Linked DNA regions of Mus musculus: regions 2, 3, 4 and 5 are each linked to region 1. Evidence: chromatin loops called from intact Hi-C (ENCODE). Cell type or tissue: left cerebral cortex. All regions are shown on one strand. Region 1 holds the start of Gm34922 (a long non-coding RNA gene). Region 2 holds the start of Pax2 (paired box 2). Region 3 holds the start of Tlx1 (T cell leukemia, homeobox 1). Region 4 has its middle 3.3 kb from the start of Gm35610. Region 5 overlaps Hpse2 (heparanase 2).

Region 1 (5,000 bases):
TGGTTGTTGTCATGTCCCACCAGCCCACTTAACATACACAAAAATGAATTCCAGGAATCTCTGGACAGTGGTTTTCCCACCACCCACTGTCAGCATCTAGGACAGTGCGAGTCAATAGATAGGCTCTAGGTGTCTACAGTTGAATGACTCTTTCCAGCCAGTGAGAAACTGAGAACTCCTTCTCCAGCCTTTAGCTTAAAGAACTTAGGGCTAAAAGAAAGCCCAGGGCAGGGTAAGAGAGTGGCTTGGGCCACCCCCTCGGTGCTTATGGGGTGGTGGGAGGAGAGATCCCAACTCACCCGCAAGTTAAGATTAAACGAACTGAGGGTCCAGGAGTCTTGTGCACTAGCTCTGAGACCCGTCAGCTACCAGAGAGCAAAGAGGAGGCAGGTCTCCCTCCTCCCTCTGATTTCTACAGCTTCTGGCTAAGCCCTTTGGGGATGAGTCCACGGGCATCCTGGGCGGTCAGAGGGTTTGTGGACACTGTCTTGCCTGCCTGCCGACCTGCCTGCCTTCCTGCCTTTCTCTTCCTCTTCTTTTTTTCCCCTTGCAGCCCCTCTCTAGCTCCCAGTCCAGCAGCCCCGCAGCAACCCAACACCCCCACCCCCTCCAGCACGGGCGAAATTGCTAAACTTGTAGCAATAATGACCCTGCATTCAGGCGGCCGACTCCCGCTGAACCTCTCAGCGCCCTGGCCCTCCCGGCCTAATCAGCGCGCCCCTCCCTGCTGCCCGCCCAGCCCCCGGCCACCCCTTCCCCCCACACACAAAAAATGCGGGGAACAACCCCCCCGTGCGCATTTCTCCGTCCCTCTGTTGAGCAGACTGCTGCACAAAGCCCCCGCTCTGAGAAGCAATGGGGAGCTCGGGGAGGGACGTCAATCCGACGCTCTGGGGTTTTTGTTCGCGCAGGGGACCTCGCCTTCCTACCACACCTTTTGTTCGGGACTCCAATAAAAAGCCATTCTTTCCGCACCTTCCCGGCCCGGAGCCGCCTTTCAGCCGGGGCCGGCCCCACAATGGCGCGGCGCTCAGAGGCCTCCCCATTCACCCGCCTTGGCACACTCACAATCGGCCGTGTGGCAGCACTGGCCTCGCACAGGCATTCTCCAGGAGTGACAAGGAGCCGCATAAAGCCGCGGCCGCCGGGGGAGAAGGGAGGGCGGCCGAGGGGGAAAGCTCGGCCGCGGCGGGGCGCGGCGCGGTGCAGCGCCCCCGGGCAAGCCCCAAGACCGGGTGGCGGCCGAGGGAGGAGCCGCCCCAGGCTGAGCCTGGAGGCCAACTTTTCTTCTTCCTCGGAGACCCTGGAGGTGGGACAGAGTCCCAGCTTGACCAAGGCGGGTCCCCTTCACCAAGTCAGTGCATCTGGGTAAAATGTAGTGGAGGTGTGTGTTGTGTGTGTGTGTGTGTGTGTGTGTGTGTGTGTGTGTGTGATTACAAAGTCCCCGACCCCAGGAGACCCAGAGCCTCTCTCTAGCCTGCTCGGCTCACAGCACCAAAAAGAAATTAACAAACAATGCCGAAGAAGAAGCCAAACTTGCAGCCAGGGGCCTTGCTCAGGGGCACCAGGCAGAGATGTCCAGGGTACTTCCCTCACTTCCCATCCTGTTTAGGGGGTGGGGGGTGTCCTCCCCAGTCTTTGGGGCTAAACAAGTCTTGCAGCAAGCCAAACAGCTCAGAAATATTGCACCTTCTTTATTGACTCCTGTAGTGTGTGACAGCGGCTGTGTACACGGCGTGTGGATATAGTTATAGAGAGATAATGTGCGGAATACAGAATACAAAACAGAAAGGAAACCAACCTGGCGACAACCTAGGTTGGGCGGACAGGTCTTGGATTTGCTCAGCTGCCTCCCTTCCCCCAACTTTCGATCTCACTGCGGTGGTGGTCTCCAAGAACAGTCCCCTGACAATCTAGGGATCCGGGCGGAGTCTGTCTTGGAAGGGACACAGTTGGAAAAGGAAAAATCCACTTCGTTGTGGCGCTCCGGGCAAGCAAAAGGGGCTGCGGATCGGTGGAATTTCTCAAGCTAGTACCCCATTTTCCTCTCCTTCACGTTCTCTCTCCAACTACCTTTCTTTTTCTTTAAATTGTTCTTTTTCTTTCTTTCTTTCTTTCTCCCCCCTCCCCCCTTGTTCGGTCCGGTTCCCGGACCACACTCGGAGAAGGCCAAGGGAAAGCAGGAAGAGAAAAGCCCTCCTCCTCCTCCGGAGAGCAAGCGACAGCCGGAGTCCCAGCCTCCCGCACTCTCCGCAGAGTCAGGATGGGAGGCCACCTCTTCCCTGGCGCCTGGCCGGTGTTTCTGTCTCAGTCTTGAGGACTGGACCAGGGCATCCTTTCTCCGCTGAGTTCCATGCCCCAGGCCTGGAGTGAGCTGCGACCATGGCCCCTTGGAAGGAGCGATACGTCTGTATTTTTATTTTAACGAGGGGACCTGGCCCTTGGGTCTGTCCTTTCTCGTGTCTCATTCCCGCGGTGCCCAGCGTGCAGTAGGACGCCCGCCGCGTGTCCCGCCCAGGCCTTACCAAGCCCTGATGCCCTGCAAAGTCCCCTGCGTGCACGCGGACCCGGCTGCAGCACCTTGATGCAAGGGTTGCGCGCCGCCGCCGCTGCCGAAGCCTCCCAGGTTGCTCACGTTCACAAAGGATCCACCGCCGGTGGCGCTGCAGGCGGGTTGCATGGCGGTGGTCGCCGCGGAGGCCGTGCCGCCACCACCACCGCCGCCACCGGTCGGATAGGCGCAGCCGTAGCTGCCGCTGTAAGCCGCCGCTGCTGCTGCGGCTGCGGCGGCTGCAGCGGCTGCGGCGGCCGAGTTCCCGTAGCCGTAGGCGGGGAAGCTGTTGTAGGAGTAGGCGCCGGCGCCCACGCCGTAGGGCGAGCCGTAGGTTTGTGCGCTGGGCGTGACGCACGGCTTGCCGTCCCGCACGAGCACCGGCACTGCCACGCGGCGGGGTGGCGGCGGCGGCGCGTGCGTCCCCAGCTCCAGGGACTTATCCTGCCGCTGTCTCTTGCACTTGTACCTGCGATTCTGGAACCAGATTTTCACCTGCGTGGACGTGAGCTTCAGGCTGCTGGCGAGATGCTCGCGCTCGGGCGCCGACAGGTACCGCTGCTGCTTGAACCTGCGCTCCAGCTCAAAGACCTGAGCTTGCGAGAAGAGCACCCGGGGCTTCCGGCGGCTCCGCGGCTTCGGCCTCTCGCCGTCCTCGCTCGTCTTACAGTCTCCCGCCGCTTCCAGAGACTTCTTCAACTGACAGCTTTCTAAGGGAGAAGCAAGACATTAGCCTTTCTAGTTCTCAGGATACCACCCCTGCGCCCCAGAGGCACAAAACACTCCCGTAGTAAATGCTAGTTTTGGGGAAAGTTCATAGTTTCTGGAGCCCAATTCCGCCCCCCCCATCCCCCCCGCGTCAGGCGGAGCACCTCCACCGGGAGAAGGCGTATTCGGTGAGAGTAATTAGCTCGCATTTATTAAATTTGAGCATCAGCGAGAAAATAGATTAAATGTGCCGGTCCAGGGGCTAATAACAATTTTCAGGCGACCGCGGAACAGGACCCCGTATCTGCAAACTCGTTTGCCTTCCACTCCCCTGAAGGTGTGGAACGAGTTGGTATTGGGGACTGGAGGCCTGGATGCATGGGTTGATTGCAAAAATTGTTTCTCTTTGGAAATATCTAAGTGAAAGGCGTATGTGCAGCTCAAGAATTGATTTTTTTTTTAATTTTCAAAACTACTGAGAACGCGTCTGTGACAGTATCTGTATGTTACCTTACAGAGGAAAAACAGTTGGATGGACCGATTTAGACAGTTTCATGTCTGTGTTAGGCCTGGAGAATTGTTAGAGAAAAGATTTTGGTCTCAGCCAGATCAAATCTCCACTCGGAGAAGAGATTATTTGATCCTGTTTCCCTTTCAGACATTTCCTTATGGGCTTATTCAATTATCTGATTCTCCTGCCTGCCCCACCTCTGATCTGCTGAATGGCCAGAATCCCACTCAGAACTAATTCAGGAACTTTAACCATTCCACTCCGCCTGCAGTATAAGAAACAAAGCGAGCATTACGATATTTTTTTTCAGAGGCCTTCACCTCCTGGGTGTGACTTGCTGCCGTCATCTGATATGGATCGAGCTCCCACACATTGGCCACCACCTCTCCTCCTTGCAGTTCGAACGTAAGAACTGCAAGCTCCGAAGTAAGCTGGTGTCTCTCAAAGTCTTGCCCGAAAGGATGGCCCAAACACAACATTCTTGCACTGCCTTTTCGGGACAGCCGGGGTGACTGCCCTGGCCTCGCTGAATTCACCTCACGTTAGAAGAAAGACAGAAAAATGGCAGAAAACTGACCCCCCCCTTTTTTTTTGAGAAGATGGGTGTGCGAGAGAACACACACACAACGGACAAGTTACGACCCAGGCTCTGGGCCCCCGTCACTCATTACTCAAGGAACCAGGATTGCAATAATCACTTTTCCTTCCCTCGGGGACTGCTCCGGGTCCCTGCTCCGGGCAAGAGCTGTTCTCTCTTTCTCTTTTATCCCCGCCCCAGCACCATCTCAGGTACCTGTGCTTTGCAGAGCTGTCCTTGAACCTGGCATAGGCATGACCCTAGCCGAATGTGAAAGGGGCGGGTGGCCATGCAGGCACGGTTTGTGGGTTTATAGGCGCTGAGCCATTGCCCCAGGTGTGCGGACGCGTTTCCTTCCCCCTCTACTCACTTTGGCTCCGTTCGCTCACAACCTCCTCTTCTTGTTCCTTGGGCCCGCTGCAAGCGTCTCGGAGAACTGTATGGACATAGCTCTGAGGACAGAGACCCGAATCTCCATGGCCCTCGGCAGCAGCTAGTGAGTTCAAATAGGACAGTTTCTCTCCCTCTTCTTCCTCGTCCTCCTCCCCTGCATCGGAAAACTGCGTCCCTTCAGCCGTGGCCAGCATGCAGGGTGCCGAGTGGAAGTGCTGCTCCAATTCCGCCTGCAAGTGAGCTCCGTGGAAGTGCCGCTG
Region 2 (5,000 bases), 1.1 Mb before region 1:
ACATGGGGTTGGAACCGAGACAGGAGCCGGGCGCCGGTACTCACGGTGCATCGCGGAGAAGGGGTCTGCTTTGCAGTGCATATCCATCGGGAGGCAGAGGAGCGGGAGCAACGCGGCCGCCGCCGCCGTGTCGCCTCTCAAACTCAACTTCAGGACTTGAGGAGAAAAGGAAGGGACGGTGGGGGAGGGAGAGTGAGCGGGCGCCCGACTGCTGGGGGGCAAGCGAGGGCGGGGGACGCCGCGCCGCGCTCCACGCCGGGACTCCTCCGGGCCCGCTGGGGTTTGCGACCGCAGAGGCTGCAACTTGCCACCGTTGGGGCACGCGGCTGGGCAGTCAGCAACGCAGCCCCGGGGCGACTGGCTGGACCAAGGGGCACTTGGGGCGCATGGCTCGCGCGCCAGCTGCGGCCAGAGCTGAGGCCGGGTAGGGAAGACGGCTCACTCAGCTCCCCTGGAACCCGGTTGTCCGAGAGGCTCTGAACCAAGAGAGCTCAGGGCGGGGGCGGCCCGAGGGCGCCAGGAGGGGAGCCGGGCCGCTCCAAGTGCCGGCGAGTTGGCGAAGTTGGCAGAGAAGTAGCAATCCCCGGGATGTCCAAGCGGGCGCCCGCGGGAGGGGAGCGTGCGAGCCGGCCCCCGCCCCCGGAAAAGGCAGGCGCACGCCGCGGCGACCGAAGGGCCAGGAGGGAGGGAGGCAGCCTAGGAGCCGAGCGGCGCCCGCAGCGCTGGGCTGGCCCCAGGTGGGTTGCGGCTGCAAGAAGACTCGGCCGGAGACTGGAGCCTGGGCTCCCGGTGTGTGTCTCTCTAAAAGCTGCAAAGCCCCCTCCAGACCCCCTCCTCCTCCCCGCGCCGGGAGATGGATGACTTGTCAGACAAAGGCAATAGATTCCACCACTCTGTGATTCGCCAGCGCCGGAGCCCCGAGCTTCGGCAAGGAGGGCCCCGCGCCTGTCACTCCGGTGCTGGCGAGGGGAGGGCCCGGGAGGGGGGGGAAACGGGAGGGAGCAGCGGGTGAAGGAAGAGGGAGGGTGAGGAGCGGGCCAGGGGGAGGAGGAATGGGAGCCCCGGATTAAAACTACACTGAGAAACGAAACTCGCCGAGAAGATAAACGTTAGATAAGGATAAAGAGCGGCCAGCCTAATGAATATTCAGGCAACCACAGAGGGCCTCCGAGCGCGCGGCACTCCGAAGCCAGGCTCTCAGTCCTAACTCGCCCAGCCCTGCCATCCACCGGCCAATGCCCGCAAATCCCAGACGCCCGCGAGTCCGCAGCCCCTGTCCTAACTCGGCTACCCTTGCGCTGAGTTCCTTTCCGTTTCTCCCTGTGTCTTCCTTCCTCTCTCCCTTTCCCTCTGGTCCTTCCCTTTCGCCTTTTCCTCCTGTGGTACCTTCCCATCCACGCACGCATGATTCTCATTCCGGGGCAAAGTGCCCAGCAGTTTGTCCCCTCCCGTCCCACACGCGGTGGCGCGCACCCCCTCCCCGGAGTCTGGGCAGTCCAGACGCCTGGTTTGGAATCAAGCTAGAGGCCTCTGGCTAGAACCCACCTGCCTTGGTGGGACCCAACGGATGGTAGGAGAGCCAGGGAACTTGGCACCTGGACCCTCGGGTAGCTAGGGAAGGGACTGTGCCGGGAGACGGTGCGCAGCGGCTTGTCCGCGGCAGTGACAGAGGATGCAGAAGCCCAAGGCGGGACCAAGGCGTTCTCTTTCCCCGGCTGGGGAGAAGAGGAGGCTATGAACGCGACTGAGCGCCGCCCGCCGCCAGCTCTGCAGATCCCGAGCGAGCGCAGCTGGCGCAGCACGCCGGCCTGGCCCGGCTCCTACCAGAGCCGCTGGCCCAGTCTCTGCAGCCTGGCCCGCACTCGCTCCCTTGTTCGCTGGGGTCTTCTCGCACGCACTAAGCGAGAGAAGCCCTTTGTCTCCTAACTGGTTAAGTACAGAATATCCAGGAGATCTTTATGAAATATTTTCCCTAGTCTCATAAATCATCTTGGCACTTCAGCTGATGTTTTAACTCACCCCCCCCCCCTTTTTCGCTCCCTCCTCCCAGGCTTCCCTGGGTCTGAAAAAGGGCGGCTCCAGGAAGCTCAAGCTGAGAAACACAGCTTTCTTGCCCGGCGGACCCAAGACTCCTTGGTGTTGTCTGCAGCTCCTGAAGCCCAGAGGAAGGGCAATGAGTGTAGACAGTGCCCCTGTCCCTATAGCCAAAAAGCCTCGGCAGTAGATGGGGTTGGGGGAAGCACCCACTAGACTCTCAGCCCGTCTCAGACTGACTCCTACCGGGCATTTAGAACCGCCCACATTCTGGGTGAGTTTCAGGCCAGGCTCAGCTACACCGGATTCTGAGCTTTCCATTCCAAGGGGAGCTGGGTCGGTTGGGATCTGGGCCTTTGCCCGGTCTCCTGGAAATTTCCGGCTAGATTAATCCAATTGCAGAGTAACTGCTGGAAAGTAAGAAACTAAAAAATAAAAATAAAAATAAACCACCTTTCCATCTGCCCACCACCACCCTGTCCCCCACTTCCTTTGGTCTGAGGACTAGGTTCCCGTGGGCAGGAAGAGTAGGAGGTTCAGGGGTCCTGCCAGGAAAACCAATGCCTTCCTCTCAAGGCCTGTAGATGGCGCTCCCGGGTTTGCTTTGGCCAAATCTCACAACCTCACAACCTCAGCAACACGCACTAACTTCTCATAGGGAACAGAAAAGAAGTGTGTGTGTGTGTGTGTGTGTGTGTGTGTGTGTGTGTGTGTGTGTGTGTGTGTGTGTGTGGAAACAGAGTTATTTCAGCCTAAAAGGGTCAGCTCCCATACTGGGGAGCCAGAAGCTCTAAGGTGGTAGTAACCGCAGTAGCCTTATCTTCCTTTGAAGAAGCAATCAGTCCAGAATTTGAGGTGGGGAGCATTCAGAAGAGTTCATAAAGGAACTCTTGTTGGGTGTGCTTAAGTTAAGTCTTGGTATGTCTGTTGAGGAAACAAAAATCAGCGGAGTTCCTCACTCCAACAGAGATCCAGAGTCCTCTAGAACTGAAATATAGTTTCATGTTTCACGTCCTATGAAATGTGAACATAGACAATGGATATTTCCCCATAAGAATGGGAGTGGGGTCGAACTTTACATTTTGTAAAGAGAACTAACAATTCAATTCGTAAAACACTTTTGAAGTTGCACTTACGCAAGTATCTGCCACATACATCCTCTTAGGAATGAGGGCTAGTGATAGTCTAATTTCTATGTAGCTCCAGAAAACTCAGGCATGCCTTCCCAGGACTCCTGGGACGCGCGCGCGCACACACACACACATACACACACACACACACACACACACACACACACACACACACACACACACACCTCCAGTTTCCCTGTTAGTTTTCCAGCTGGTTTCTGGGTCTAGATAATCAAAAGGCGATCTACCCTGCTGCTTTGGAAGCCCGTTAGCCTCTGCACAGCCCTCTCTTTGGACTTTAGAAGGAAGGGCTGATTTGCAGATGTCCCTTCTCGATGGCCTCTCCTTCTGACTCCCCCTTTCCTGTTCTTTTTCTTCTTCTATGGGCCCTAACAGAAGGGGAAAGAGTAGAAAAAGAAAAGAAGAAAGAAGAGGAAAGGGAGGAAAGAAAAAGAAAGACAACAACCCAACCCCAAACACAGCCAGGGCTCGACCTGTCAGGCTTGGTTGCTTTTCCCTCATCTGACTCTAAATGAACCTTTTCTCTCTAGTGTTTTCAAAGCAGCCCTTCAACACCCCCCCACAACCTAGGGGCATTTACACTTCAAACAAGGAGCCCGCCTCCCTGCGGAAATTTAAAGGCAAATAAACTTTTGGGGAGTTGCTCTGATACCCATCTCGGGATTTGCTTCATTAGTCGCCTCTGTGCATCTGATCTGCCCAATAAATCTTCCTTGTGGATCTCAGTTCCTTCGCCTTCTCTGCTGCCACCTCTGCCATGCTCGCTTGGCGCCTGGCAGCCCCACTCCTACTACCTCCCTTCCGAAAGCCTAGGGTCAAGCTGGTTCTCCGCTGGAGCGGGCCTGCTCTGCGTGAGTGTTAGGTGTGCGGGAGGCCTGCGGTCCTGCAAGAAGGCCCTCTCATAGATACTTATGCAAAGGTGTCCCAAGCCGCATGTGACTTATACCCCAGATTTTAATGCGTCTGTGGGCGGATCATGCATAAGTAAAGTGCAGGCAGAGATCCTGTCTGCTAACCCCGCTCACCCAGGCCCCCTTTCTTTACTCTTTTGCTGGGGGTGGGGTGGGGGCGTGACATGACTGCATCTCTTCTGCACACAGGATCCTGATCCTGACCCCAGTCATTAGGCACAGGGTCTCTAGCAGTTCTCGAAGGTGGCTGTGTCACCGAGGACCTGGCAAGCAATCCCCCCCCCGCCGCCTCCCCCGCTGCAGTGAAGCATTCAGCTGTGCCCCTCCCCCCACCCTCGGCCCCGCTTGTCTTTTCTCCCTCTACCTCCTGGGGAGTAGCGTGGGGAGCTATGGCCTTAGCTCTGAGGGAGGGGATTAGAAATTCCGAAATTAAGCGTACCTCCCTAGGAAATGCTCCCTACAGCGCAGACCAAATTAAATGCATTAAAGTTGGGGGGGGGTGTTTAGAATGAAGGGACATGAAAACAAAACAAAACTGGTCCTAAGGAAAGGAAAGCAGGATCGAAAGAGGGAGAAAGCGAAGGCTGAGAAGCTGCTCAGCAGCTCAGCATCATTTCCGTTTGTAACTCACCATCTCCACCAACAAAAAAGCAAAGAAAAAAGTTCTTACAATCAAACTCTAGGTCGCATATCCCCGGGCCATTTGCACTCCGAGTGGGCCCTTGGAGGGCGTACCCTAGGTGTCCAGGTCCCTGGCAGTAGGTGACCGCTCCAAGGCCCCTCTCCTGCCCCGCCTGGCCGGTTCCCGCCAGGCCCCTCCCGCACCCCTCCCCCTGCCTAGCCCGCTTTCTGGTCACATTGGAGGATTTTTTTTTTTTTTGGAAGAGCTTCTGGTACAATATGG
Region 3 (5,000 bases), 1.5 Mb before region 1:
ATCAGAGTTCCAGGCCGTAGGGCCTGTTCTGGTCTCAGTCACAGCCTCACCATCATACAGCGGATATAGCTACAAACTTCCAGATCTGTACTCCAACAGAAGAGAATGCACACCTAGACAAGCAACAGGACACGGGGCAACACAGGACTACAGTCACACACTCTCAGAACCTCCTTCAGGCCTGACGCTACAGTTGACTATGACTCCCCAGAGTAGGCCCATGCTGATATCTTTTGTATAGTACACACACACACACACACACACACTCAACAGTGGGCTCGTAGTGTGGGTTAAAGTCAGTCATCAACACTGACCTGGCCTTAAGTAGGGGAGACAGATAGGCTCTGGGTCCCCTACCTCCCTCAATGAGAGGACTTAGGTTGTATTACTGAACCCCCTTGACAAGAGTCCTTCCTCCACAGTAACACAGAGACTCCTTCCCATTTCTGCTGTGGCCCCAAAGTTTGGTTAGGGCCCCTAGGGACAGCCTCTCTGCCTGTGCTGTCTGTAACAGAAGCAGAGGGGCCTAGGGTAACTTTGGGTAGCTAGGACAGGTTTAGTTGCTGTAGACTGTTCTTTTCATTAGCCTGCTTCAGGAGCCCCATCCACAAGCATCGGCCTAAACCTACTACCTCCCCTCTCTAAGGCCCAGACAGCTAACTGGGGCCCAATTCCTAACAGCTGTGTGCCCATGGGGGCCTGAACCTTCCTGAGGCAGCTCAAGGTCTAAGGATCCAAGGACAACTAAAGGCAGCCAGCGGGAAGTGGGCACCGAGGAAGAGGGTACTCCAGAGCTAGGGCAGAGAGAAACGGAAGCCAGGTCAGAGGGAGCTAGGGTGGTGCAGAGAGCAAGGCCGCTGGGCCAAAGAGTTCGTCCTCCTCTCCGGGAGTTGTCCTCCAGCCAACCCTCTGGTCAGGCGGGTGCAATATTTACCACCCCCCAAATAAGAGAGCCGACCCCTGGGAGGGATACCGAGGATGAAAACGAAAATTGGCCCAGCCTTGCGCTGCCACTGACTCTGAAGAATCTCGGAGGTCCAGGAAGAAAGCTCTGCTCCTTCACCCGGGCTTGGGGCCTTTGCGGATCTGCAGCGGCCCGACCCGCACGCCACAACTCAGAGCACGTGTGTGTGTGTGTGTGTGTGTGTGTGTGTGTGTGTGTGTGTGTGTGTGTGTGTGTGTAGTAGGGGACGAGAGGTAGGAGAACCTTTTCTTATGTCTAATTATTCTGTCTAATTCTGGGGCTCTTGGCCTCCGTCAGGAAACAGCAGCCAGGACAGAAAAAAAAAATTTTTTTTCTCACACGGGCATGCAAAGCCTAGACTGTTGACAGAAGATGGTCCTGAATCTACAGTCCTCTACCTGACTGGGCCCTGGGATCCCGAGAGGGGACCAAGCTTTGCTTCCACGAATGGGGTCCTAGAGGAGAGACAGAAGAACCCAGGCTGCAAGAACTCTTGGAGCGATTCTGAGCACATAGAATCCTGAAGGCAGCTGAACTTAGGAAACGCACGGAGAGGCGCTAGGCGACCTGGCGCTCAGAAAGAGCTTCAAGGAGCCATCAAGCAGGGTAGTGGGTAGCACAGAGACCGAGCCACGGCCAGGCGGGACGCGCGCGGGCCGGACTCACCTGTGAACCTGTCCTTTGTGTATCTGCGGTTACTCTCCATCCAGGGAAAGGTGAGGCCGGTGAGGTTGTTGACACCCGGCACCGCAGGCACAGAGGGTACTGTAGGCAAGCCGGTGGCCAGGGGCTGGGGATGGGCCACAGCTCCAGCTAGCGGCCTGTGCGCGGGCACCCGGATCACCCCTGCAGCGCTCAGCGCCCCGGCGCCACCGGCACCCCCGCCACCGCCGCCGCCGCCCGGACCGGGGCCGCCCGCCAAGGCCATGTTCACGTTGTAGGAGCCGGGCAGTGGGCCCATGCTGCAGGCACCGCCGCCGCCGCCCGCCGGACCACCAGGACCACCTGGGCCACCCGCGCCGTAAGCGCCAGTGCCCCCGGCCCCCGCCCCAGCAGCGGAGCCCCCGCCGCCGTAAGTGTAGGCGCCTCCAACCAAACAGCCAAGGCCGTAGTCTCCATCCTGGAGGCGCGAAGCGGGCCCCATGCAGCCGCCCTGGTCGGGGCTGTTGAGGATCTGGTCGATACCGAAGCTGATGGGCTCCGCGTGGCCCGGGTGGAGATGGTGCGGACCCAGGTGCTCCATGCTGGCCCCGGCCCCACGCGGGGGCCCGGGCGCGGGCGATCGCTGCGCTGGACTACCCGGGCAGCGAGTCGGAGCGCGGAGGCAATCGCCACCCCAGGCTGCGCTGAGACTTGAAGGCGAAGTGCGCAGAAGGGCCAAAGTAGGGGGGAGGGGAAGGAGAGAGGGGGAGCTGTATTCTTCCCCTCTCCGGCTTCTCCTTCCCTTCTCCGGCTGCTCGCTCGCTGTTGACTCTGGGACATCAATCACCGGGCGAAAAAGCCCTGAGCGAGCGAGCCTAGCTGTTTCGGCCGGGTCTCTCCATTGGCTGTGCGTGGAGAGGAGCGGGGTGAATGACAGCGCGGGGGAGGGGTTGGGAGGGGGGAGAAGGAGGCCAGGAGCCCAGACAGATGCCGGAGCCAGAGACAGAGGGACGGAGATCAGAGCTCTGAGTAGTTCCAGTGAAGAGAAAGGAGGAGGGCTACAGAGAGAGGTTTAAATGAGAAAGAAAAAGATCAGGAAGCAGCCATTCCCAAAGACGAACAGACAGACGGACCAAAGGAGAGGGAAATCAGAACCTTTCCCAGACCTGGTAGGACCCACCCCCTCACTTTGAACAGGGCCGAAGGAGTCCAGCCCACTAGGCCCCTGGGGACAGGTGTCCTGCCCAACTGGAGAATCTCCCCAAGGGCTGAGCTGGGAAACACCTGTCACTCAACCAGGAGATTTACTGCAACTTCAAGTCCAGCTTGTTAGAAAGTAGAAGACTGTCTACTCCCCAGGTATGGAGCCCGGGCCCCGAGGCAGGACGGTGAGTTCAGGCTTGTCCTTTAAAACAGGTCCTATGAAGAGCTGGCTATATATTGTTATAAAAATTAGCAGCCACTCCAACTCAGTCTCTTTAGAGAATTTAAGGAAACGAAAGTCAATCCTGAAAAGCAGTCACAAGCCAAAGGATTACTTTGGGGCTTGTGCGAGGGTGCCCGTTCCTCAAGGTACCTCTTTCATTTTGAGTAAACAGAAGCTCGCAGAAGCAATTCCTACGACCCGACCCAAGTGAATGGCTCTGGGTTTGTGAGAGAAAGGACTTAGTTCCTTGCTTTTAGAATCTTTGGAGGGAAGCCTTGGGTCTTAAGGCTGTGGGGGCGGGGGCTGCTGGGACGAGAATCAGGGAAGTGCGTCCAGGACAAATTTAGGCCTTTTCAAAGTTATGCCTGTGGCTGCCTGGCTGAGAGCCCAAGAGAAAAGAAGGAAACTCCCTTCTTTTGCTTCCTCTCTTTCCCCTCTCCAGTCGGGAAAGGTCTGCTCCCTCCTAGGAGCCAAGTTCTGAGGGAAAAAAAAAAAGCATAGGTTATGAATTCTGATCTATTTCAGGTCCATTCACTGCTGAACCTTCTGGGAGGTCTCTAACAGGCAAAACGCTGGCCTCACTCCTCAGCAAGTCTCAGTGGAATCTAGTTGTTTTGGCCACTGTCTGACACTGTCACTTGAAGGGCCTTCCTCAAAGACAGGAAATGTCATATATATATATATGCGATGTTATATGTGCATATGTGTGATATATATGTGTGTATATATATATATATATATATATATATATATATATATATATATATTGATATATAATGTGTGTACCCCTCCTAAAACAGCCCCAACAAATCAAACATGTTCATCTTGAGTGACTAATAAATTAATGGAGACTTGACTTGCCCAACAAATATTTGTGTACTTAAAATGTACCTGGTACTTTCTAGGTACTGGGGAGACAGCCAAGTGTCTTGACCTCAGACCTGTGTTCTATACAGACAATAAACAAAGAAAAAGAAGGATAAGCCAGAAGTCAGTATTATGGATAACTATAGAAACTCAGAACTCAGTAGCATCTCTCTCAGATAAATACTCGCCCTATCTTCAGCCAGGAGAGCAAATGCTCATTCAAGAAGATAGAAAGCACGAAGCAGGTAGTTGTTCTCAACTCTTTTGTTTTGTTTTGTTTTGTTTTGTTTTGTTTTGTTTTGTTTTTCAAGACAGGGTTTTTCTGTATAGCCCTGGCTGTCCTGAAACCCACTTTGTAGACCAGGCTGGCCTCATACTCAGAAATCCGCCTGCCTCTGCCTCCCAAGTGCTAGCACTGCCCCCAGGTAGTTGTTCTCAAACCCTAAGCAAGACCAGGAGAGCAGAGCTCCAGCCTACTGCCTGGCTCTTGTTCCTCACTCGGCCTCCTCGATACCTGACTTACTTGAGAAGTTCTCTGAACCTGATGAGCCTTTTCTGCCCTTTATCTTGAAAGATCTAGAACAGAAAGCAGCCTGGGCATTTACTCCGCATACCACATCCCACACTCGTTTGAGACCCATAAATACCCTAAGAAGCTGATGGATATGGCCCGATATTTTTACCAAATAAAGCTGAGTGAACGAAAGCGCAGACCGTTCCATTTGTCCATCAACTGATGGACACATAAAATATGGCCTGTCCACGAAATGGAGCACTATTCCACCATAAGAGGGAAGTGTCTGCTTGCTCACACCACAACCTGGGAAATAGTATGCTAAGTGAGAGAAGCCAGGCGCAAAGGCATTAGATAGATAATTTAGGTAAACTGACCAAGACAGAGAACTCCATAGGACAGAACGGTAGACTTGTGGTTGCCAGGACTAGAGGAAGAGGGGAAGTGACTGCTCCTGAGTACAGAGTTTCTTTTTTAGGAACCATTAAAATTTCCCTGCAGTTTGGTAGTGGTGGTAGCTGCAAAACTCAGGCATATTCTGAAAGCCACGGACTAGTGCACCTTAAGTTTGAAAGTATGAAATGTGA
Region 4 (5,000 bases), 1.1 Mb before region 1:
GATTTGGCAGCCTCTGGATGTCAAACGCTCAGGAAAATTTCCATCCTTACAGTCTCTAGGTTGATGGGGTTCAGCCCACTCCACAACCCCTTTCTGACCTTCCCTCCTAGCTGAAGTAGGAGACAAATAATCCTTCAGGAAGCAGATGGGCGGCTTAGTCACTTCCTACCTGTGCAGGGGCACCTGGTGTTTAACTGGTGTTGAAGCCCAAGGACTTTTAAGTCCAGGAGAGAGGTGCTACTGAGCTGGGACAAGGCCAAGAGGCAGGCCTCATAAGCCTAGTTCTGCACTGTGCTGCACACTGTGACCGCAAATGTAAATCCCACACTGGTCACCCCCACCCCCGCCACTGGTCCCTTCTTAAGGAAGACACTACCTGTTGGCCAAGAAAAAGTCTGGAAGTGTCAAGATGGAGAGTCTCAGGCGGGCTTGTTGCTGTATGCCTTTAATCTCAGCTCAGAGGAGGCTGAGGCAGGCTGATCTCTGAGTTAGTTCAAGGCCAGTCTGGTTTAAATATAGAGTTGCAGAGATGTCAGGGCTACATAGTAAGACCCTGTCTGTCTGGGGCTGATGATGGGCATGTGTCTTCAAGGTTGATTGGGATACAGGGAAACCTAAGTTGGTATTAGAGACCGCTTGCTAAGGGTCTTAGGACCTTACGAGATGCTTAGACCTGAGCGAATAAGTCTGTTGCTGCAGGCCTCTTGCCTCAGCTACTCATTACAGTTTTTAAGTTTAATTGTGTGTGTGTGTGTGTGTGTGTGTGTGTGTGTGTGTGTGTGTGTGTGTGTACTACATGCATGCAAGAACCCAGAGAGGTCAGAGGAGCAGTGATCTGTTGGAACTGTAGTTACAGGCAGTTGAGAGTGATCCTGTGGGAACTGAACCCAGGTGCTCTACAAAAGCAGTCAGTGTTCTCAACTACTGAGTTGTTAGTGTGGGCCCATCCCAGATGCTCTTGAGGTTGAAGCTGGAAACTGGAAAAGCCTTGGCAACTTAGTGAGACCCTGTCTCAAAAATTTAAAACCAGGGGGCTGGGGATATAACTCAGTGAGACATTGCTCGCCTAGCATATGTGAGGCCCCAGGTTCAATCTCTTACACACAGAGAAAAAGGTAACTAAATGTACCCTAAATGATGGAAGAATCGCATTTCCTGGGCCTAGAGAAAGAAAGCGTAGGGAGAATCAACAGTTGAGGAACTGGGTATATATATACATGCATACAGACACACACACACACACACGTCTATGTAAGGGGAAGGGCAGAGACAAGGGCAAGAAAACAGACAGGGCAGTACCAGCATCTTTCCTAAGTTTTGATTTTCCTTTGCAGGCCATGGGGTGCCACTGAGGGATCTTAGACAAGGCAGTAACAAGGTCTGATTGGGGGTGGGGGGAAGGCCCTTACTGGAGGTATGCATAATGGGCTGGGGGTGAGAGAGAGCAGGGGAAACAAGGCATGCAATCTTGTCTAGGAAAAGGCATAGTCACAAGGCGAACCAGCCCTCGGGAGCCAGAGCTGCTACGTGGAGAGGAAAGGTAGAGGCCTGCACACTCTTGGTGTGTTTGTGTGCACGTGCGCATATGTGCGACAAGATGCTAAGTAAAGGTCCACTTAGGTTCCTGAGGAAATTTAAAATATTTTATTGAATTTTGTTTCATGTGTGTGTGTATGGGGAGCGTGTACATACCACAGAGTGAATGTGGGAGTCCGTCCTCTAGGCCCACTGTGCCGGCCCCAGGGATTGAACCCGGGTCATCATGCTTGGCAGCAGGCACCTTGACTTGCACCATCTCACCAGCCATCCAGCACTTTCCTCCCCAGTACCTTTCACCACCCTCCACTGCACTACCCCGCCCTTTAGGAGGCAGCCTCTCAGAACAATGCATACTAGTGAAGAAGAGGGCTTGTCACGAACCCAAAACGTCAGAGAAGGCAGCATCAAGAGTGGGAAATGGAGGCAGCAGTCTTGATGTGGGCTCTTCCTTCCTCAGAGAAGGAACATACCTGCTATGTCATCAAATCCCTTGAATACAAGGTACCTATATGTTCACATCTGTAAACCAGAGCCCAGAAGTTAAATAAGTTAATCTATCCATATACCCTTGACACATATTAGCTCATTTCCAACCCAATCAGGACACAGATTTTTTTTTTTTGAGATAGGGTCTCACTATTGTGCTCAGTTGCTCTGTGTCAAACTGTCAAGTTGCTGTGGTGTCAAACTGGAGATCCTCCTGTCTCATCCTCCAAGCAGCGGGGATCACGGGTAAGTGCCACCATACCAGGCCTCAGACCTCTTTATGTGGAACACAGGACAGAGCAGGGGGCCAGGAAGTGTGGTAAAGGGGTGCAGTCACTTCAGAGAGAGGGCCTGGAATGGCTCCTTGGGGATAATAAACAACAGAGACAACTAAGATGCCCAGGGGCTCACTGCGCGCTGCACACGGAGTACTTTTACACAGTAATTCCTTTTGTCTTCACATACATCTCTATGTGTGTGTAGCTTGTGTGTATGTGTGTGTATTTGATATGTGTATATTCATGTTTTAACGTGTGGGCACGCACATATGTATGTGTGCCTGTGGAGACCAGGCATTAACATAGACTGTCTTCTTCCATTACTCTACTTTATTGAGGCGGGGTCTCTCAGTGAACCTGGAGCCAGGTCAAGCTAGCCTAGCTAGGCCAGTGTGCCTCAGGGTTCTACTTCTTGAGTGCTGGGATGACAGGTGGCATCCACCCCAGCTGGCTCTCATGTGGGCTCTGGGAACAGAAACTCCAACCTTCATGCTTTAGCAGTAAGGGTTTGGTCCACTGAGCCATCTCCCTGACCCCTCACCTGCTATTATCAATCCCATTTTACAGATGAAGAAAGTGAGGCACAGAGCATTTTAGTAGCTTTTCCTCTATCACACTGGGCAGGTGGCAAAGACAGACTCTCTAGCCTGAGGATGCTTCTGTAACCTACAGCTATGAACTTATGCTGTGTTAGACATCTCTTTCCCTAAGGGAAAGGCAGGCAGAAGAGAACTGTCTGTGGCTAAAAGGACTTCCCTTGGGAGTCTTCCTTTTGGTGACTCATGAGAGCCCCCTTGCACCTTGTTTCCAGACCTTCACCCCACTCCCCACCCATCTTCTCTAGCTAGAGGTTACCTAAGCCTGGAAGCTCAAAGCTGGCTTCTGTGACATGGCCAGCCAGACCTTCCTCATCCCACACCCCATGAAGCATCCTCTGTCTCTGGAGCTTCTTTCCCCAGCCAGGCCCTGTCTCTGGCTGGGTGCCTTTGGACTTGGCTTCAGTTTAGGGAGGTAAGATGCCCTCTGTACCACATGGCAGCTGGGCTCAATCTCTGATTAGGCCTCATCCTCAACACCAGGCACAGATGAGAACCCCTAGAGTCTAGGGGGTCTCAACCTTCTGAATGCTGTGACCCTTTAATTCAGTTCCTCATGTTGTGGTGAGCTCCAACCATAAAATTATTTTTTGTTGTTTCTTCATAATTTTGCTACTATTACGAATCATAATGTAAAGATCTGTGTTTTCTAATGGTCTTTGGCAAGCCCTGTCATTTAAGGTCATTTGACCCTAAAGGAGTCGCAACCCACAGATTGAGAACCTCTGCCCTAAGACTGATCTTGATCTCTTTACTCCATGGTATGACCTAGGTTGCCCAAAGTCCCCCCCACACACACATTCACACACTGGAGCCTGAAGGAGGCTAAGACTGCTAAGAGCCCTCGCTCAAAATCCTGTCCTCTCTACAGGCTGGGTTGTGTGACTACCAACAGAACGGATTATGGAGCTAGAGAACACCACACCACACAGCCTTGTACCAGAGCTCCCTTCTCTAAGCCAGAAGAAGTCCCTCACCTCCTTGCTGGCAAAAGACATGAGTTGAGGAAGCTCTAGAACCACCCAGACCTCTGGGGGCCATTCCTGACTCCTTTATCCCACCCAGCTGGAAAAAAAGGAATAATAAGTATGTAGGAATCCTCTGGCCCATGTTCCTGGAGAAGGATCCTTCTTCTTCTTCTTCTTCTTCTTCTTCTTCTTCTTCTTCTTCTTCTTCTTCTTCTTCTTCTTCTTCTTCTTCTTCTTCTTCTTCTTCTTCCTCCTTCTTCCTCTTCCTCTTCCTCTTCCTCTTCCTCTTCCTCTTCTTCCGCTCCCCTTCCCCTCCCCCTCCCCCTTCCCCTTCCTCTATTGAAAGTTAACCGTTTCCTGGCAAACAAATGCTTAATACCTTCTTTCAAATGACCTTGGAGTTCTGTAGAACAGTCACTGTAGTTGAGCAAATAGATATTCCCACAGAGCAGGCACCATGGAGCAGAAACCATTTATGTACTCCTCTCGGGGGTCTGCCTTTACAGCTCGCAGTCTAGTCTTGAAAATCTTCCCTTAAGATGGACAGGATGTTAGGCAACATGCCAAATTGTTCAGAGCCGACACTGGGGATGAAGGTGACTGACTGGATGGGTGTAAATTAGAGATAGGAAATGTCTCTCTTGCATCTCCTTCCCCTCCCTTCTCACCTTCCTCTGCCAAGGAAAAGTGTGTGTGTGGGGGGGGGGGGGTGTGTGCGCGCGCGCGCGCGCGCGCGCTTTGCAGGAGAGGGAAGCAGTCTACAGAATCCCTGAAGCAAAGCTTTCCTCCTAACATCAAGTTAGTCTTGCTCTTAGTTTCTTCATCTAGGAAGCCAGAAGCCAGCATCCTTAGATTGGGGAAATTGAATTCTTAAAGGCACCTCTTGTAGCACCTAGCGTTCAACAGGAGCCTCAAGAACGTCATTCCCTTGATCATTCGCCTTTCAAGGGTGCATCCATGCCACCTGCCCTGGGTCATGAGCACTCCTAGACACCTGTGGGAGTTGGGATCTGGGGATGGAAATGTCGGGGCTCCTCTAGCAGAGCGCCTCCGCCTTGGCCTTTCTGTGGCAGACTTGCTGACCTCCTGGGTGTGGAGTCCGGGATTCGGCAACGCAGGTGCGCAGGTCAGAC
Region 5 (5,000 bases), 230 kb after region 1:
GATTGCATGAAAGTGGAATTTGCCACGGAAAGATGGTTTCATCAGTTCTCACTCCCAGACAGAAAACGAATTTAAGGAGAGTCCTGAGCGGTGAGCAAGTTGGATTGGAGTTAAAATTTTTTATTTTGTATCCTCCGCTGTCATTATCAGCCTTGACTTTGTAAGACACTTTTTATAGATGAAGCCCTTCCCCCTCCACCCTCCTCTTTAGTTTTCCTTGGTAACTGCATAGTTTAATTTTTTACAGTGGGGAAAAAAAATCGTTGCTCGGGTCGTAGTGTGCATCATACGCGATCCATAAAGGTCCTAGGAACTCTCAGGGGAAGCGTTGGGAGTTTTGAACCCCAAAGCAGTGGTGGATTAACAAACCTGAAGGTTGAGTCTCGCTGACAGTCTAGTTGGGTTCACCCTCTTCCCGGGTTGTTACTATTCAGGCAGTTAAGCAACCGCGATCCCCTTCCCATCAGGGGCGGTTGCAAAGAGGGGGGCGTTGGAAATAAAAAGAAAACACACAGAAGAAAAAGAAAGGGAGGATAAACCTCTGCAATATTGAATATCCAAGTGTTAAGTTTCTGAAAATTCCCTTCAAGTTGGACCCTTAGTTTGGGCTCCTCCAAAGAGTCTAGAGTGCTCTCCATCCCATTCCAGATCCGACTCACATCGTTATTGAGCATTTTTCACCCTTAGAGTTTTGCTTTTCCGGGTGCACCCGCCCCTTAGCGCTCAGCCTCAGGTCTGCGGACGCAGCAGGTAGCTGTAGGCGCTGCGCCGAGCGCTCCATCCAGGTCAGGGTAGCTTAGCCAAAGACTCGGAGGTCGTCGCCACCAATGCGGAGGCCGTTTTGGGGTTCCAGAAGGTACAGTTGTTGGGAGGGCGGGAACAGCGCTGCACTACCGGGTTTCATCCTTGAAAGCTTTTCTGTGCAGCAGAACGCTTCTCTGAATTCATCCAAATGTGGGGTGCAACAGGGCTTTTCCTAAATGCACGCCCCACTTGCATTGCTTTGCTCCAGCTGCGCGACTCCTCCGAGTTTTTTCTTCCTCCTCCTCCTTTAAAAAATGTCAGCTTGTTCGCGCTAAATATTTGCCTGCTGCAGAAAAATTCTGGAAGGCAGCTTTTCGGGGAAGAAGCCGTGGCGGGGCGCATTTGCATTGGCTGTGCGGGCTTTATCCGGAAGATTGGAAATGCGGCGTTTCCCTGGGGCCGCACTCGCGCCGACGTCCCTTCTGTGCTCAGCCGGCCCACGCGACGCCTAAACTTCGCCTGCCCTGCAACTCGGTCCTGGAGAGCTCAGCCAAACCTTCAAGCCATCTCAGGGTAGACATGTATCTTCCCCAAAGTGTCTGGAAAAAAAGTGGAGTTTCCTTTTACTTCTGTGCCCTTCGAATTCAACTCCTTTGTGATACTCTTTAACGTCTCCATTTTGATTTGCATTCTCACAACCTGAACTAGCAAAGCGTTAAAAAACGATGTGTAGACCCGGGTTTCAATAGCCGGTTTTCCTCATCATTAACAGCATCTGCAGGGCTGGTTCCCAATTACTTCCTAGAGTAGCACTTGTTGGCTTTTTAAAACCCATTGATGGAAATCCTGAAAATGGATAGATTCAAATGTTATTGTTCTGGTACTCAAACATTTCCCGACACACAAGTTCCAAAACTTGCCAGACTTTTTTTTTTTTTTTTTTTTTTTAAACCAGGCGCTACCAAACCTCAAGGAAAAAGAAAGATAAAGCCCAATTGGAGACAGGAGTGGGGCGTGTGCGTCTGTGCGTGAATGTGTGTGTGTGTGTGTGTGTGCGCGCGCGCGCGCGTGTGTGCATGCGAGAGTGTGTGTGTGATGGAGAGAATGTTCTCTTAAGACCAGGATGAATTATTTCAAGTGCCAAAAGACATAGGTTTTACTTTTGGGAGGTGGGGTGGGGAGAATCCTCTGAAAGACAAGGAATTGTTCTGGGAACCTCTTTGCCTGAAGATTTGGGAAGCTACTCAGTTACAATGTAATAGAATCGGAAAATCAGTTTTGGTATTTAAAAAAATCCTTTGACTTTAGATGCTGTGCTTGGGTTTAGAGAAAGTAGGCCAAGTTTTACCGTTTTGCATGTTACTTATGCCCCGGAGGCCAGGGAGGCTTCGCGGAGTTTGACTTGAAAGTTTGGCAACAGTCAGAGGTTGGCGGTCCACTCTATGCGCGTCTGTGCCAGGAGCGCTTTCCTGGTAGTGGCAGAAGCCAGCCAGTTGAGCCTTGGCCCAAGTTCGCCACACAAGTGCCGCTGCCCCAACACACGAAACAAACACATCTCCAGTCCTTTAGAAATCAGTTCGTCGGGCATCAAGGTGTCGGTGGGAGGGCGCAGCTGCGGCCAGTTGGGGTCAGGGAACAACCCCAGGGAATCCAGAGGCTGAGGGTAAAGCGGGCAGCAGAATCGGCACAAGCGAGCCGCCGCAAAGCAGTCCGCGCTCGGCTCGGACTGCAAGCTGGAGTGGGCTTAGATAATAAATCTCCCACCAGGTCTCCTGCAGGGAGTGAGAAGGGGCCTTGCTACCTGACCAGTGCTCTCTAGCCTTCTCCCGGGATCCTTTCCTCTCTCTTTCTCTACCCCTGCAGCTCCAAGCGTCTGGTGACCTTGGCCCGGGGACTCTCGCCCGCCTTTCTGCGCTTCGGGGGCAAAAGGACGGATTTCCTGCAGTTCCAGAACCTGAGAAATCCGGCGAAAAGCCGCGGGGGCCCGGGCCCGGATTACTATCTCAAAAACTATGAGGATGGTGAGAAATTTGGTCCCGATTTTGAGTGTTGGAGGAAATTGGGGTGGGGGTGGGATCAAGCCCTGTGGTGTGTGTGTGTGTGTGTGTGTGTGTGTGTGTGTGTGTGTGTGTGTGTGTGTGTGTTGTAGAGGCCGACTTGGAGCAGAGCTTGTTTGAAGTTCCCCTGAAAAACTAGAAGCAGCAGGCTAGGGTTCATTGGGAGTGTGAGACTCCTGAGGTGAGCATGAAAAGGGAGTTCCGCTGGTTGCCCAGCTCCAGGCTGTCTGCTTTTGTACTGGGCGGTAGTCTACAAAGTTCTGGTGCCTATAGGCCACATTGCTGTGGGCTAGTGCTGAGGCTTTAACCAGGTTCACAGATTAAAAAGCCATTCCTAAAATTCCAGGCACACGTACCTTTTATTTGTCTTATTTCTTGTTTTCCTGGACCGGGAGACAGAGACTTAACCTTTCTGAAGCCCGGTCTAAAATTGAATGGAATAACACCCTTTACACTGTTCCATTGTAGAGGAAGGCTTGGAAATCTTTGCAGTGGTTTCTCTCCTTTGGACTGCCTTGTCCTCAGTCACATGTTTCCCTCAGTTTAACGTGCCATTGCCTTTCTTACAGCTAGAATCAGATGAATTAAGTCTTGCAAAGGCTTTGAAAACTCCAAATTCTATTCCTATGTGAGAGGCCAATCATTATAAGTTTGAACACTTTTATTTTTATTAAGAATAAATGAAGATTATATTTAACCGTTCCCTATAAAAGGTTTAGTGTTACTATTTATTATATTTTTAGTGTGACCAGAGAGATAAAATTTCTTTCAGAGATAAGTAGAAATTGTAGGATCTTCAGCTACTCATGCTGTTAAAGTTGGTAAAAGAGTCATTGGTGTCCCTTTGGGCTCTCATTCCCCCTCTCTCTTGCTGCCCTTTCTCACAGTGTTAGCATAGTATTATTCTTACAGTGTTAGCATAGTATTATTCTCACAGTGTTAGCATAGTATTATTCTCACAGTGTTAGCATAGTATTATTTTGAAGAACTGGGCATAGGTTTTCTGAGTCGTTGGGATTTTTTTTTAACAACTTGTTCTTATAAGTTACCTTAATAAGGAGATAGCTTTGTGATTTTGGACTCCACTGAATGAGGAGTGTGTGTGTGTGTGTGTGTGTGCATGTGCATACACGTGTGCACCAGAGTAACAGAGGGCAAGATGATAGATTGTTGAGTGTTTAGCATTACTAAAACGTACTCAATTTACCCAAGAGTGAAGGTGTTTAAGAACCCATCTTTTCAAAGGTGAAGGTCATTGCTATAAAATGTGAGTTGCATGTAGAGTCTGCTGTCCCTCAGCATGAGACAGGTAAAAGACACTGTGAACAGCAGCTCTGCTGGCGAGAGCCAGGGTTTCATTCACAGCTCTCAGCCACTGTCAGCTCTGGCCTAAGACAGGAGATGGGGTACACTGATGTCCTGATGAGATAGGTTTTGTTCAAATTCATTAAACCACTTCCTTTTTAGTTTGTGGAAAAACTTGTTAAGAGCTGCAGAAATTGCTGGGAGGGGAGAAAAGAACAATATATGCTAGAAATCAACTCTTTTCTTTAAACCTTGCATTTAAAATTCTGCCTCACTGAACACAATGAATTCTGCTTGAAGTGAAGAATACAGTTTATTTACCTTTCTAAAGGGACATCATGAGGAGAAAGGGAATTGGCCAATGGCTGTAAAACTTGACAGAATTAAAAACATAAGCAAGGAAAAAAACAACTCTTAAAACACAAGACTAGAAAAGTCTCTTCCCATTCAGTCCTGCCACTCCTCCAAGGTCATCATGGAAGCACCCGGATGATCTTTCCTCCCCACCCCACCTGGCACTGAACACCCAGAGGCCTGGAGTTTTTTAGCCATGCCCGAGGGAGGGAATTCTCCTCTCTTTAGTTTTTCTTTTTTGACTGCAAATTTCTCCTGAACTTTCTTTTTCTAAATATTCCTTCTGATATTTACAGTGATACTTGTGTATTTTAAAAGACACATACCTTCAAAATAACTTATTTTTGGTGTGGGTACCAGCCCCACAGACTACCTGGATTTAATTCTTTTAAAACTTTCTTTAAAGTCAGCCTGTCCAGACACTAATCTGTTTTATTGCTCCTAGCTGAACTCCTTCTGATTTATGTCTCCCTGGTAATAGGATGCTCTGAACTATATCAGCAGTTGAGGCCTTAACCAGAGTTAAAGAGAGTAGGAATG

The links. Peaks named below come from ENCODE experiments on the same cell type or tissue, not always from the same donor. Only the 100,000 strongest peaks of a DNase experiment are listed, where the experiment ranks them.
Region 2: it touches region 1 in a loop (6-fold over the local background); 10 of 42 quality-filtered maps call a loop at or near these places.
Region 3: it touches region 1 in a loop (5-fold over the local background); 6 of 42 quality-filtered maps call a loop at or near these places.
Region 4: it touches region 1 in a loop (5-fold over the local background); 3 of 42 quality-filtered maps call a loop at or near these places.
Region 5: a loop joins it to region 1, with 3 times the contacts of the local background. A loop is called at or near these places in 4 of 42 quality-filtered maps.

The regions. Positions count from the first base shown.
Region 1 is chr19:43,612,567-43,617,566 of GRCm38, reverse strand. It overlaps Nkx2-3 (NK2 homeobox 3), which reads right to left. Exons shown (of 2, transcript NM_008699.2): 1 at 4,718-5,000; 2 at 1,675-3,261. The coding sequence ends at 2,522. It overlaps Gm34922 (a long non-coding RNA gene), which reads right to left and starts at 1,382. Exons shown (of 3, transcript XR_003952841.1): 1 at 1,069-1,382. In left cerebral cortex, a CTCF peak has its summit at 2,617; DNase peaks (open chromatin) are centred at 3,046, 3,719, 3,812, 4,857 and 1 more place.
Region 2 is chr19:44,752,481-44,757,480 of GRCm38, reverse strand. Pax2 (paired box 2) reads right to left here and starts at 575. Exons shown (of 10, transcript NM_001368747.1): 1 at 45-575. The coding sequence starts at 87. RefSeq lists promoters at 113-1,387, 113-4,290, 113-5,000, enhancers at 3,549-3,958, 3,250-3,958, 4,495-4,614 and a cis regulatory region at 4,925-5,000. In left cerebral cortex, a CTCF peak has its summit at 2,595 (motif pointing right); DNase peaks (open chromatin) are centred at 1,289, 1,660 and 2,616.
Region 3 is chr19:45,148,123-45,153,122 of GRCm38, reverse strand. Tlx1 (T cell leukemia, homeobox 1) reads right to left here and starts at 2,408. Exons shown (of 3, transcript NM_021901.3): 1 at 1,631-2,408. The coding sequence starts at 2,207. In left cerebral cortex, no CTCF peak of the experiment used is centred here; a DNase peak (open chromatin) is centred at 2,047.
Region 4 is chr19:44,735,024-44,740,023 of GRCm38, reverse strand. No RefSeq gene overlaps it. Among named protein-coding and RNA genes, the nearest start is that of Gm35610, 3.3 kb to the left of the region's middle. In left cerebral cortex, no CTCF peak of the experiment used is centred here; no DNase peak of the experiment used is centred here.
Region 5 is chr19:43,382,506-43,387,505 of GRCm38, reverse strand. Hpse2 (heparanase 2) reads left to right here. Exons shown (of 12, transcript NM_001081257.2): 2 at 2,608-2,765. Among named protein-coding and RNA genes, the nearest start is that of Hpse2, 3.3 kb to the left of the region's middle. In left cerebral cortex, no CTCF peak of the experiment used is centred here; DNase peaks (open chromatin) are centred at 1,055, 2,028 and 2,182; H3K4me3 peaks cover 845 bases.